Regions from separate parts of the Homo sapiens genome. Here region 2 is linked to region 1. A link is a contact called in ENCODE Hi-C data. All regions are on one chromosome and are shown on one strand. The core of a region is the stretch at or near the end of the contact, and the rest is flanking DNA. Distances in the headings are between cores, read along the strand shown. Region 1 holds the start of WDFY4 (WDFY family member 4). Region 2 overlaps SGMS1 (sphingomyelin synthase 1).

The links. Hi-C counts contacts between places; a loop is a spot of excess contacts on that map.
Region 2: a map with no recorded cell type shows a loop between it and region 1 (7-fold over the local background). The contact joins the enhancer-like site here to the promoter of WDFY4 in region 1. A Hi-C loop is called at or near these places in 2 of 37 single-sample maps with no recorded cell type.

Annotation. Positions count from the first base shown.
Region 1 is chr10:48,679,913-48,686,459 of GRCh38, forward strand. It overlaps WDFY4 (WDFY family member 4), which reads left to right and starts at 4,961. Exons shown (of 62, transcript NM_001394531.1): 1 at 4,961-5,089. RefSeq lists silencers at 1-32, 4,183-4,232 and enhancers at 3,883-3,962, 4,893-5,192, 5,211-5,751.
Region 2 is chr10:50,430,268-50,436,901 of GRCh38, forward strand. It overlaps SGMS1 (sphingomyelin synthase 1), which reads right to left. Exons shown (of 11, transcript NM_147156.4): 6 at 3,209-3,289. Among named protein-coding and RNA genes, the nearest start is that of ASAH2, 180 kb to the left of the region's middle. RefSeq lists an enhancer at 1,580-1,799. Within about 2 kb of position 1,609, at least 7 of the 41 ENCODE cell types and tissues checked have a DNase peak (open chromatin) inside an H3K27ac peak, as active enhancers do.

The DNA of each region.
Region 1 (6,547 bases), core at 3,711-6,210:
TATTTTTGTGTAAAATGTGAGATTGCAACAATATGCTTCCATTGATTTCTCAGTCTTTGGTGCTGTAGTTGTGAAATACATTCTATCCACGTATGCTATCAACTCCAAAGTACAGCACTGCAATTTTCACTTTAAGCAGTCATAGTCTTTTAAAGAAGTTAAAATAATGAAAAGTACATGGTTTGTTTTTATTTACTCACACATTTGCTATTAATAGTGCTTTTCTTTTTTTCCTATAGATCCAAGTTTCCATCTGGCATCTTTTCCCTTCAGCTTCAAAAACTGCCTTTAGAATTTCTTATATTGCAAGGATGCTGGAGATGAATGATCTCAGCTTTTATTCACCTGAAATGAATGTATTTTATTCTCATTTTTACAGAGACATTCATTGGCTATTGAATTATTGGTTAACAATTTTTGTTGTTTTCCTTTAGCATATTAAAGATGTCTTTCTATTCTCTTATGGCATTCACTGCTTCTGATAAAACATCAGCCTTAAATAGTATTTTTGTTTCTCTTTGGGTAATATTTTTTTCTTTCTGACTGCTTTCTTGCTCTCTGACTGTTTTAAGATAATACATTTGTTTCTGATGTTTGACTATGATGTGCTAAGTGTGTTTTTTCTTTGCACTTGGTGATGCTTGAGTTTTACTAAATTTATCATGTCTGCAATTTGCCGTTTTTCAATAAACCTGGGAAATTTCAAACATCATTTCTGCAAATGTGCTTTTCTGCCCTCCTCTCTCTCTGAGACCCCATTTACACATATATTATACCATTTCATATTGTCCCAAGAGCAGCTGAGTTTGTTTTTTTTCATCAATATTTTCCCCCTCTGTCCTTCAAATTGTATAATTTTTATTAATAAGTCTTTAAGTTCATTAACCCTTTTTTTCCTGTGGCCACCAATTTGCTGTTGGTCTATCAGTAAAATTTTTACTTCAGATATACTTTTCAGTTCTAGAATTTACATTTGAATCTTCTTGTATTTTCGATTTTTTTTTTTTTTGCTGAAATTTGCCTGCTTTTTTTTTAAGTTCCTGAATATATTTCTGATAGCTGCTTTAAAGTTCCTGTGAAATAATTCCAACATCTGGTTCATCTTGGGGTCTATTTCTATTGACAGTTTTTTATTTCTTGTTATGGGTTACATTCTTTTGCTTTTTCAGATTTCTACTAATTTTAACTCTATGCTAGATAGCATGGATGTTAAATTGAAAGGAGGCTGCATTAAGTTTTCTTCCTTTAAAGCATCTTGAGTTTTGTTCTGGTTGGCAGTTAAATTCCTTGGCTGCAGTGGCTCACACCTGTAATCTCAGCACTTTGGGAGGCTGAGGTGATGGGATCGCTTGAGCTCATTAGTTTGAGACCAGCCTGGCCAACACGGTGAAACAGTGTCTCTATTAAAAGCACAAAAAATCAGCTGGGCATGGTGGCACGTGTTTATAATCCCAGCTACTTGGGAGGCTGAGGCATGAGAATTGCTTGAAGCCAGGAGGTGGAGGTTGCAGTGAGCCGAGATCACCCCACTGCCCTCCAGCCTGGAGGACAGAGCCAGACCGTCTCAAAAAAAATTACTGGAATATCCTTTTAATTCTGTCAGTCTTGCTTCTTTTATTCTTTGTTTGGTTGTATTAGGGTCCTCCAGAGAGACAGAACCAATTGGATATACATATATATATATATATATATATATGTATATGTGTGTATATATCTATATATATACATGCCTGCTCTTGTTTGTTTATTTCTTTATGTATTACAAGGAATTGGCTCATATGATTATAGAGGATGAGAAGTCTTAAGATCTTCAGTCAACAAACTGGAGACCCAGAAGAGCCAATGGTGTAAGGTCCAGTCTGAGTTCAAAGGCCTGAGAATCAGAAGAGCCAGTGTTGTAAGTGTTCCAGTCCAAGGGCAGGAGATGACTGATGTTCCATCTCAAGGAGTCAAGCAGCCAAAGTGTCCTCTTACTCAGCCTTCTGTTCTATTCAGGTCTTCAACCGATTGGAAACCACCCATGCATATTAGGGAGAACAGTCTGCTTGACTCAGCCTACTGATTCGAATGTTCATCTCATCCAAAAATACCCTCACAGACATGCCCAGAATAATGTCTCGCCAAATGTTTGGGCACCTCATGGCCCAGTCAAGTTAACTCATAAAAGTAACTTATCACATGGAGCTATTTTATTTCAATTTTGAACTTGTTCCAACTTTATGGCTTTTATTCTAGGCTGTGGTTCTTACTTCTTCAGTGTGGAGTCTGAGCTTCAGAGTTTTATGGTTTTAAATTTCCTCTCATCATTACCTTCATGTTTAGCCTGCAGGAGGACTCCTCTGATTGGTGTTTCAAGTTTGGTCTGCGGATTGGGGAGGAAGGAATACAAGAGGGCAGCTCTGAGCTTGGTGGGGTGAGGGCTCTGAGGTGTAAAGTGAAGTCCCACAATGCTCAGCAAGGTCTCTCCACACTCCATGGGATGCGACTGCAACATTCCAAGCACTGCACATTCTCTGTTACCTCCTTCAGTGCTCGGCCTTGGGTCAGTTGACCTCTGCTGGGTCTCTTGGAGTCTCACCCTGTGCACACATAGGAATCCTTGGCCAAGGGCACACACAATGAGTTCCCACAAGGCACACTCTCCTCAGGAACCTGCCCTGAACATACCAGAGCCTTCAGCAGCTTTGAACTCTGACTTAAACCTTTTCAGTTCAGGGAGACTACTGTCTCTGGGGCCCCACCTGCCTGCATCATAGCAGAAAAAGCATCACTAGAAAAAACTCCAGGGCAATTGTGGGGCTCACCTTGTGTGTTTTCCTTATCTCAAGGATCACAGTCTTGCTATTCAATGCCTGAAAACAATTATCTTGTGTATTTGAACTATTCTATAGTTGCTTTCAATGGGAGGGTATGTCCTATACCAGTTACACCACCATAACTGGGTGCAGAAGTAAAACTGCCATTTTGGGGCAATTGTTTAAAAATCAGAGAATCTTACATTGCCCTTTAACAAAAATACACATTTACATTAGCAGTTCATAGTTGCCCTGGCTGCTTCAGTGTCTTAGCTTTGGCAACTCTCTCACTAATAATAGCTTGCATTTGCACAGCCCTTTTCAGTATTTAAAAACTCTCTTGGCCGGGTGCGCTGGCTTACGCCTGTAATCCCAGCACTCTGGGAGGCCGAGATGGGCGGATCACGAGGTCGGGAGATCGAGACCATCCTGTCTAACACGGTGAAACCCCGTCTCTACTAAAAATACAAAAAATTAGCCAGGCGAGGTGGTGGGCGCCTGTAGTCCCAGCTACTCAGGAGGCTGAGGCAGGAGAATGGCGTGAACCCCGGGGGGCGGAGCCTGCAGTGAGCCGAGATCGCGTCACTGCACTCCAGCCTGGGCGACAGCGAGACTCCGTCTCAAAAAAAAAAAACCTCTCTTGCAAATATTATTTGATTTGTTCCTTCTAACAAGGCATTCATTCATTCTGCAAATAAGATGTCAATTATCTCAGTTAAGATAGTGAGAATTTCAACCTTGAGTTTCTAGCTCTGAATTTAGTGCTCTTTACCTGCCTGCTGCTGGCTACCCGGCAAGGTGCTGGGGTGGGTAGAAGGTAGGAGACCTGGGTGCAGGTGGGCCCTCCAGCAGACTTTGCGAGATCCCACTATGACAGACTCTCCGCGCTTCCTCTGGGCATTCACAGGCATGGGGTCCTGGCCTGTCCCATGCTGGCCACCCTTCCTGCCTCTGTGGAAGTTCCTCTGTCTAATCCGCTCTTACCATAGGCCTCTGATTTCAGGCAATATCTTCTTGTAGATTTTATTTATGATTTCATTGGTGACAATGACGAGGGGTTTTCATCATATACAACAAACACTTCACTGCAAATTCTCTAAGGTTTTCTCTTTCCCTTGGCTGGCACTGCATGTATCCTTTCAATTTCTCTTTTCTTTTCTTTTTTTTCTTTTTTTTTTTTTTGAGACGGAGCTTCGCTCTTGCTGTCCAGACTGGAGTGCAGCTGGATAGATCTCCTATTTTGGCTGCTGTCTACTGACAAGTTTGCACTGGTGGAGGTTGAGGTTTTGTGACAAATGTTATTTTCCTCTTTAAACCAATCTTGGAGCTTTACTCCATGTCATAACAAGTGATGTTGTTGCTGCCTCTCAGTCAGTCATGCATGGTCCACTGGTTTTGTGAGCTAGAGACAAGCGATGAGCTGCACTGAGGATCAAGGATCAGGCATTAGCGCTAACAAGTGCCCTTGCTCTTTGGCAAAATTCTCCTTTTACAGAGCACAAGCAGGATTGTGTGTGAATGGACATGCTTGTTTGTACTGTGGAGATGACGTTATGGATAGGTGACATGGATAATTCAGCCTAGTTTATATACTCAGAGGAATGAGAATTTGGAGTCTGAGTTTCAGAGACTTCCATTCTATGGTTTTAGATGTCCTCTCATCCTTGCCTCAGTGTTGGCCGCAGGAGGACTCCCCTCATTGGTGGTTCAAGTTCTATCTGAGGATGGGGGAGGAAGAAATCCAAGTGGGCAACTCTGAGCTTGGTGGGGTGAGGGCTGCCCAACCCATGCCATGTCCAGGGGTGCACTTAAACACACCTCTGATTAGATTCACCTAACACCATCATTGTTCTCATTTTGCCAGAGGCCCAGAGAGGAGAGGTGTGCACCAGTGGTCACACGGCTAGTGAAGAGGGGACACAGAATCCAGACCTACTCTTCTAGGGCTGGGCTGTACTTTCCATTTTGTCCTTGGCCCCAACCAGCACCGCTTGACCACGGAGGCTGCACAGCCAGCCCCAAGGGGCCTTGCTGCAGAACCCAAGTCACCCGCCAGAACTCCAGCAGCTCCGTGGTCGGCTGGAGAGTGGGCAGAGTCAGGCATCTGCCGGCTCTCCACTTCTGCTTTCTCCAGGAAATGAGCAGAGACCCAGCTCCAGTGATTCAGAGTGAAACGGCGCTGAGGACTGACGATGTGGGGCCGGGTCCTCTTCCCCCGAGCCTGAGGGGCTGCAGCTGGGGATAGGGGGCCCATGCCTTCTGATGTCTACAGGCGCTGACGGCCACCCCTCCAGGTAGGCCACCTTGCTCTTGGCCCAGCCAGGCCAGCCTAGAGGTGGGCATATGGGCGCCGCCTGTCAGCGTGGGGCCTACTGGCTGCCTCCTGGGAGGCTGACTATGGGGCACATGTGACCCAGTGCCTGGTTTGGGTTTGTGAATGTGGGAGAGGAGGTGAGCTGGGGAGCAGGAAGTGTGTGTGGCGTGGGGGGCCCATGTGGTCAGGGCCACTCCAGGGCCTGGGTCTGCCTGAGTGTGTGTCACTGCTGAAGTTTGGGAGTCAGGCTGGGCTCCAGCAGCACTCCTCGACCTCTGACGGTAGGTCAAGTCCTTTCTCGGGGTCCTGCTATGAAGGGAACCCTGGGAAGGGCTGACACGGGCTTTCCTGGTTGTCGAGGGGGCGGAGAGAGCAGGCCGACAGGACAGTGAGGCTCGCCCTCCAAGCTCCCTCATAGGCCTCTGAGGAGTGCAGAGTTGGAGGGCCATTTCCAACGGGCCTCAGAGGGAGCTGGTCTATCCCGGCCCTGTCATTACTCCACTGGGTTCTGGTAAGTAGGTGCCTCCCTGGGCTCACTTCCCTCATCTGAATTATTACAGCAAACCATTGAAACGCCTGCATTTTCTGCCTAAGCAGGGCCACCTGCTCAGTAAGGACTGATTCTTCTTTTCCCCTGAAATGAAACTTCTAGAACACTAAACCGATCCTTTGTCCCAACTCATCTAAAGTGTGGGGGGGCTGGTTTGATAACTAAGGGCTCTATGCATTACCCTTTCCATGGAGCACACTAATTTTAATATGAGTTTATGTATAGTCATTCATTTAGTTATTTAACAAATAGGTATTGAGAAACCACGCCCTGCCAGGCTCTGGTCAAAGCGGACAGGGGTCTACGGTGCTCAGCAGGTGGGAGAATAGCAGGTAGGGTGGGGGTCTTGGGAGGGTGGGGATGGCTCTAGTCTTCTGAGAGGGGACCTGTGAGGGAGGCCGAGTCCTGTGGGTTTCTGAGAAGTGTTCTTGATAAGGGTCTGGAGGAGGAGACCTCGTGGAGGTTGGTGTGGCAGAGCCGGGTAAGGGGCATGCCTGGGGTTCTGGCCAGAGAGGTAGGGAACAGGGTCAGGTCAGGGAGGCCCTTCCTGTCTGTCCATCCTGAGCACATGGGCTATTCTTTCATGAACTTGGAAAGATTTTCTGTGTTGAAAGAAAAGAAAATTTCGGCCAGGCGCAGTGGTTCACGCCTGTAATCTCAGCACTTTGGGAGGCTGAGAGGGGCAGATCACCTGAGGTCAGGAGTTCAAGACCAGTCTGGACAACACGATGAAACTCCATCTCCAAAAAAAAAAAAAAAAAAGAAGGAAAGAAAAGAAAATTTAGAAAGACCATAATAAGATAGAAGTAATAAAAACAGCATAAACCCTGTGTGCTGACACCTTAGATTTTTTTAAAGATCAGCATCATCTCTGAGGTCCTCTTCATG
Region 2 (6,634 bases), core at 359-2,858, 1.7 Mb after region 1:
CAACATTATAGACTACGTACACATGGAATGCTATATATTATGTATACATCTACAATTATGTAGATGTATATTTATTGCTGTGGCATCATCTTACTATATTGTCAACTGAAGCCGATTTCAAAACAATAGTAATAACCAGACCCATTTTAGAGGGAAAATAAAGCATGTATCTAATCTCGGCATAGAAAAGTATGGCAGAATACAAAAAAAAAAAAAAGCAATGTTAATTGTTAGCATTTTCACTGCCATGCAAAATAGTTTTGCAAATGCAAAATAGTTTTTGCATTCTAAAGTTCTATCCAATTAGCAATGTTAACTTTTATAGTTTCATAAAAGGTACTTTAATAAAAAGGCATTAATCATTAAATATCTAATCCACATATCATCTGCTCCTGAATCTCATCCCTGATCTAGCCCACTCCTCTTGCCACCCAGGTAATTTCTCTTTCTCTTCTGTTTTCTGAGTATTTTATATGTCTTTTATAATACCTACCACATTCAGTTTGAAATTATAGTTTTCTCTTTTCAGGTTTGATTATCAATTCCTAAAGTGCAATAAGTCTGTCTTATTTGTACTGAAATGTATCGTCAAAAGCAACGAGTCCCAAGTATCTAGTAAACATATTTTTGTTTATATCAACAAACATGAGTTTGTTGATATGAACATAATGCAACGCTATAAAATTTGCGCATCTAAAGACTATACACATAGCATCTCTCTAATGAAGAAATCTTCTATACAAGGGATGTTTGGAAACCACATAAGGCCCATTCTGTTAAGAGAGATGATAATATAAGTCAGAATGTTATATCTATAATAAAATTTCTGTATTAAATTATTATTTCCATGTTTGCTTTCAAAGTACAAAGACACACTTATTTAAATTAAGCCAAAGGTAATTATTTCATAATCCAAAGGCAAGTCTCTCAGATTTTAACCACGAGCTTCCTCTTGAAATGAACACAGATTACTTTTGCAGTAATCCAAGTCCATCCCTGACTCAGCGGGAACTATAAATACCTTTTGTTTTAAGAGGAAATCGGGGAAATGAATGTTTTACAATTATGTAAGTCTGATTCAAAGAACTGACACAAGCAAATGTTTTGAAATATCCAAGGCATTTTTGTAAGGTTCAATAAAAAATGTGTTTTGAGAACTAGGTGGGTGAGATTTAAAGTAAAAACAACAAACACAATCTTAGCTGTTACTTAGCAATTTCAGGGTTCGATTGCTTCCTTCTAAAGGGCAAGTTAGAAAACTGAAGAAGTTGCTTCTAGAAGAAACATTGAGATGTCTGATCTGGTTTCGTTTTTTTCCTCCATTTCACTCCCTAAGATTTTAATCAAGCCAAGATGAACCTTAAACTGCCCAGGTTTTGTTTTGTTTTTACTCTCTCCCTAGAGGCAATTGGGTTTCCATTAAAACTTAATTTTGAATCAAAAGCAAAGCTGCATGGAATGCTTAGTTGGGAGGAATCCTGACTACTTGTCTCTGTAGCACCACTACCTGAAGGAATTTAAGATTTGAAGGAATATGGGGAAGGGAGAGAAGGAAGTTCAATAGGCAGTGAGCAGAATGACTGATCGCCAATACTAGCACTTGGAGATCAGTTTAACAGCCAGAATAGGCAAGCGATGCCAGGGGTCAGTTATGAAGCTGAGTCAACAACTCAAGAAACTGTTCTAAATTCTAAATTGGTTTTGGCATCTATTTTCAATTCCAGAAACAATATGAGCATGACAACTTGAGTTACAGCAAGCACTGACTCAAAACCAAACCTTGTTTTTATTCATCAAATGAAACTCTTACCACCACGGCTGAGGCAGATAATTAAAGAATTGTGGCTTAGAAATGTCTTCACAACAGGAAACCTACAATTAGTGGTGTATTAGAGCCAACTTATACCAGGCCACTAGAACCAATTGTTAAATTCTCAAAATTTTTAGCAAGCTGGTTGTTAAACACAGTCATTATTAAAAGTTAAATTATATAAACAAAATTAAAATAAATCATACTAAAAACAAAGGTAATAAATACTCAAATCTCATCACTTCCTATTATTTTACTGTTAAGCATGCTCTTGAGGTGATTTGTAACTACTGTATCTGGTTGGTAGAAACTATATAATGCTGTGCTACTACATAAGACTTCCCAGCCTCGCTTTCAGTGACTTTTGCTGGTAGTTTAAAATGAGCCAGCCACAGCAGTGGTACTTACACAATGGAAACCTGCAAACATGACAACCCCTCCTTCTGACATTGCCAGCTTGTTAACATCTACCTGCAGATACTACCTATAATGTTAATCACCACAGCTTGGCAATAGGTAAGGAACTTGAGCTGGCCAATCTTTTGAGATAGAATAAAGGCCTATAGATTATAAATCATGACACAAATATAAGGAAGAAAAGTAAATATGATTTATTGTGCCAGTAACTATACTGTGCCAGTCATAGCACAAAGTACTTTCCACAAACTTTAATTTTATGAGAGATAGTATCAAATCCAATATACAGATGAGTTGACTAAGGTTCTGAGAGGTTGAGTAACTACTAAAAAGCACAAGAGCAAGAGTGAGGCCTAGGATTGTCTGACTCAAAAATATATGATCTTTCCACTAAGCTACCCCACTTACTAACATTATTGTTATCACAGTGAAACCAAAATCAACCATATGTAACTGTCAGATAATTAGCAAACATTAATAGCCTCTGATGTACATAAAAGTAGCATACATGAAGAGGGATATGGAGAAGATGTAGACAAAGAACTCAATTTTAATCATATTCACCAAATTTGTTCATATTTACTTCAAAATATGCCCACAGAAAAAAATACGTGAGTGAGAAATGGAGCCCAAGGAAACCACTAGGACCAAAAATATCTGCATATCCTAAGGGTTATTCCAAGCTTAATTTAAATGCTGACCATGTGCAGGGAATTCTCTTAATTCTTCAAATACTTATGCTCTGTCCACCAAATTGACACACTCAACTTAAAATGACACACCCTATCAAGAAAGAAGTACGCAAAATAAGATTTATCAAAGTTAGCATCAATTGTTTGACGTGTTTGGATATTTACTTTATAAAATAGTTTCTCTTTTGCACTCAAGTTAGTTGATTGTGCTATCCTTTTACCATGGTTCCTTAAAGAAAATTTACCCAGTAGTTAAAAGAATTCCAAAAGGCCAAGAACATTAACTTACGGATTATTTAAAAACATTCTGGTCATCTTGGCTTCCTATAAGCTACCAGCTTCTCCCATTGTTCCAGTACAGTTCCATCACCTGTCATAAGCAGAAAGAATCTAATTAGTTACATGTCTCAGAAAGGCCATTTCTTGATTTCCACTAGTTAGTCTCTTCTTCACACACAAGACATAGAAAAGTCCAGTCATCTCTTCTCTTTTTTACCAAAAACAAAAAGGAAAGAGAAAATAGCAACACAGAAAATTACCTTAAGAGAAAAAAAATTTTAAGAGCAGTATTTCCACTATGAAGGATTGGGGTGGTGAACCCTTAAAATTTTGCCCTCCATTATGTTTTCAGGAAGAGATACCTAGTCTGTTTCCCAGGCGGCAACAGTATTAGAGTAACCCACCTTCTCTCTCCATCTCTCCTCCCTAACCCCTTCTTACCTCTCCTCAAAAGTGAAGGATTAATTTGCCTGGAAGGACTAAACGAGACACCAAATGATTTCTTGGCCCTGCTCTGAGCCAGGCAACAAAGGCCTCCCTCCAGTCACACACGCTTTGATCCAACAAAGGCATTATACCAGAACTATGGACACCTAATGCTTAATGATCAGAATTGCTACATTGTCCACATGTCCAGTTCAACAACTACTGGAGGATTCATATAATTCACAGAATAATAAAATATGGCCAGCAAAGGGCCTTCCTTTTTCCAAGAAGAAGTCATTCAGAACAATGTGTTTACTTTTGTTTTTCCATTTCTTAGCATTTTAGAATAAACAGGCTAGAAATAGAACTTTTTGCTTTCTTTCCCTTCAGAGAAGGGCCCCAAATAAAAATACCCGACTTTTACCAGCTAGAATGCAACTATTGCTCATGTTATGTGAAGAACGTGTGGCTCCAAGAAGACAACATTGATAAAACAGGAACCTAAATTAACTTTCATCACCTGAGGCCTCAATGTTAATTCTGAGATGAGATTAATAATTGTGATATGGCTCCATGCATGCACTGAGGTACCATGAGAGGCAGTGTCACCTCAGTTACCTGAACCATAGACAGAAACCTCAAGTTACCCAAAGCATAAAGGGACAGGGCGGTGTTACGGAGATTAAGAAAGGAGGAGATGATTGGCCAGCAGTGGTGGCTCACGCCTCTAATCCCAGCATTTTGGGTGGCTGAGACGGGCAGATCACAGGGTCAGGAGATCGAGACCATCCTGGCTAACACAGTGAAACCCTGTCTCTACTAAAAATACAAAAAAAAAAAAAAATTAGCCAGGCGTGGTGGCGGGTGCCTGTGGTCCCAGCTACTCAGGAGGCTGAGGCAGAGAATGACGTGAACCCGGGAGGCGGAGTTTGCAGTGAGCCGAGATCACGCCACTGCACTCCAACCTGGGCGACAGAGCAAGACTCCGTCTCAAAAAAAAAAAAAAAAGACAGGAGGAGATGGAACAAACACCAAATAAATAAATATAGAGATCTTCTCTAATAATAAAGAAAGAACTTGTCAGCCTCAATAAAAATAGCAAGGAAGAACTGAGGAGTCAAAGATCTAAAAATTATACCCAACACTAAGAGGAACAGATTCATTGGCTAGCTATGGCTTTATATGCCTGGCCACTGACATGAGGCTCTTTACATGAATGAGAAACACAGTAAGGTTTGATACAGGTTTAAAATAAACAGGTTTGAACCCCATCTGTGCTGTTTAATAGCAGTGTGATCTTTGCCAAGTAATTTATTCCTTCTAAGGCTCAGTTTCCAAGTCTGTAAAATACATACAATAATACATACCTTGCAGAGTAGTTATATAACTTAAAGATGATATATGCACTGTGTCCATCATACAATTAGTTCTCAAAAGATTACTGCAATTACTGTGCTCACTAGTGCAACTATGGTAGCAAGACTATTAAATTCATGATTACAATTGCAATTATGTCCATTAAATTCACAGACTCTTTCCTGATGAGACCATTCTGGAAAGAAGTTCTAAATGTAACTTTTGACAACAATATAAAACTTTTCTAAGTTGATCTGATGAAATGTTCAATACAAATCTCCACCTTAGTTGACAGCCTTTATTAACATGGGCACACAGAAAGCTCTAGCTATGTCTTTGTTAGCATTCTTCATATCAATACTGAGCTTCTTTTTTTGATGATGAATTCCTGAAAAGAGGGAATGAATCACTTCCATTAGTGCTAATTCTTCTGGTGTACATTCTAATGCTGGGCACCACATCACAGACTCATAAGCAACAGTATGGATTTGTCAGTTATGTTAAAAACAAACAAACAAACAAACAAAAAAATACAAGATTCACCAGGTGAACGCATACTAACTTTAAAACAGAAGTGCCAGAACTTAATGTCTAAAAAAGTACTCCTTGACCCCTTCCAAGTCACCCTCTTTGGGACTCACTCCAGTGATGCTGACTGCTCAGAATAAGTACTCGTCTTTTACCTTCAGAACCAGTGTGCAATGTTCACAAGAACACGTGTGTCATTACAGTTTAGTTCCCTTTATTTGCTATAATAGAAAATATTTTAATAGATTAGTTCAAAGAATCAAATTCATCCTCAAAGATGGTAATTTAGCACCACTGTGGTTATTCAAAAGAATTATAAGCAACTTCAACAACCAACTTTTTTTTTTGAGACATAGTCTCGCTCTGTCGCCCAGGCTGGAGTGCAGTGGCACTATCTCGGCTCACTGCAAGCTCCGCCTCCCGGGTTCACACCATTCTCCTGCCTCAACCTCCCGAGTAGCTGGGACTACAGGTGCCCGCCACCATGCCCGGCTAATTTTTTTTTGTATTTTTAGTAGAGACGGGGTTTCACCATGTTAGCCAGGATGGTCTTGATCTCCTGACCTCATGATCTGCCCACCTCAGCCTCCCAAAGTGCTAACAACCAACTTTTTTGAACCACCCATTTGGTGGAAGACACTGTGCTCAGCAGTGGGAGTGGGGAAGGGGTTATAAGGTGATTGCGATGAAGTTCATTTAAAAGAATGCAGAACACTGGCGGTATCACTGGAATATAAGCAATTAGTTCAGCTGATGCACTTAAAAAGAACAATCTGGACGTATGAACCCTGGCTGTGATTGTTACAAGCCCAGCACTTCCTAATCGTGCTTCAAATACAATGTTAAGATTCCATAACAGTCATGGGAAAACCTGGCTCCTTTTCTGAATGTTCACTTTACACTCTAGGGCAAAGCTGAGCCTGCTACCCCTGGGTGGAAGAAGACTGGCTGGCATCAAAATCAAGAGCATTCAAGAGCTAATATGAAAATAAGGCTGGAGAAGTTGTGGGAAAAGTTCCTGTGGCCATGAGACACAGTTGTTTGATTCTTAGCCTCTTTCTCCAAATGATCTAGTTTACTAAGAAGAATTTGGGCTTCCTCTATGGGAGACAGTATCCCGTGGCCA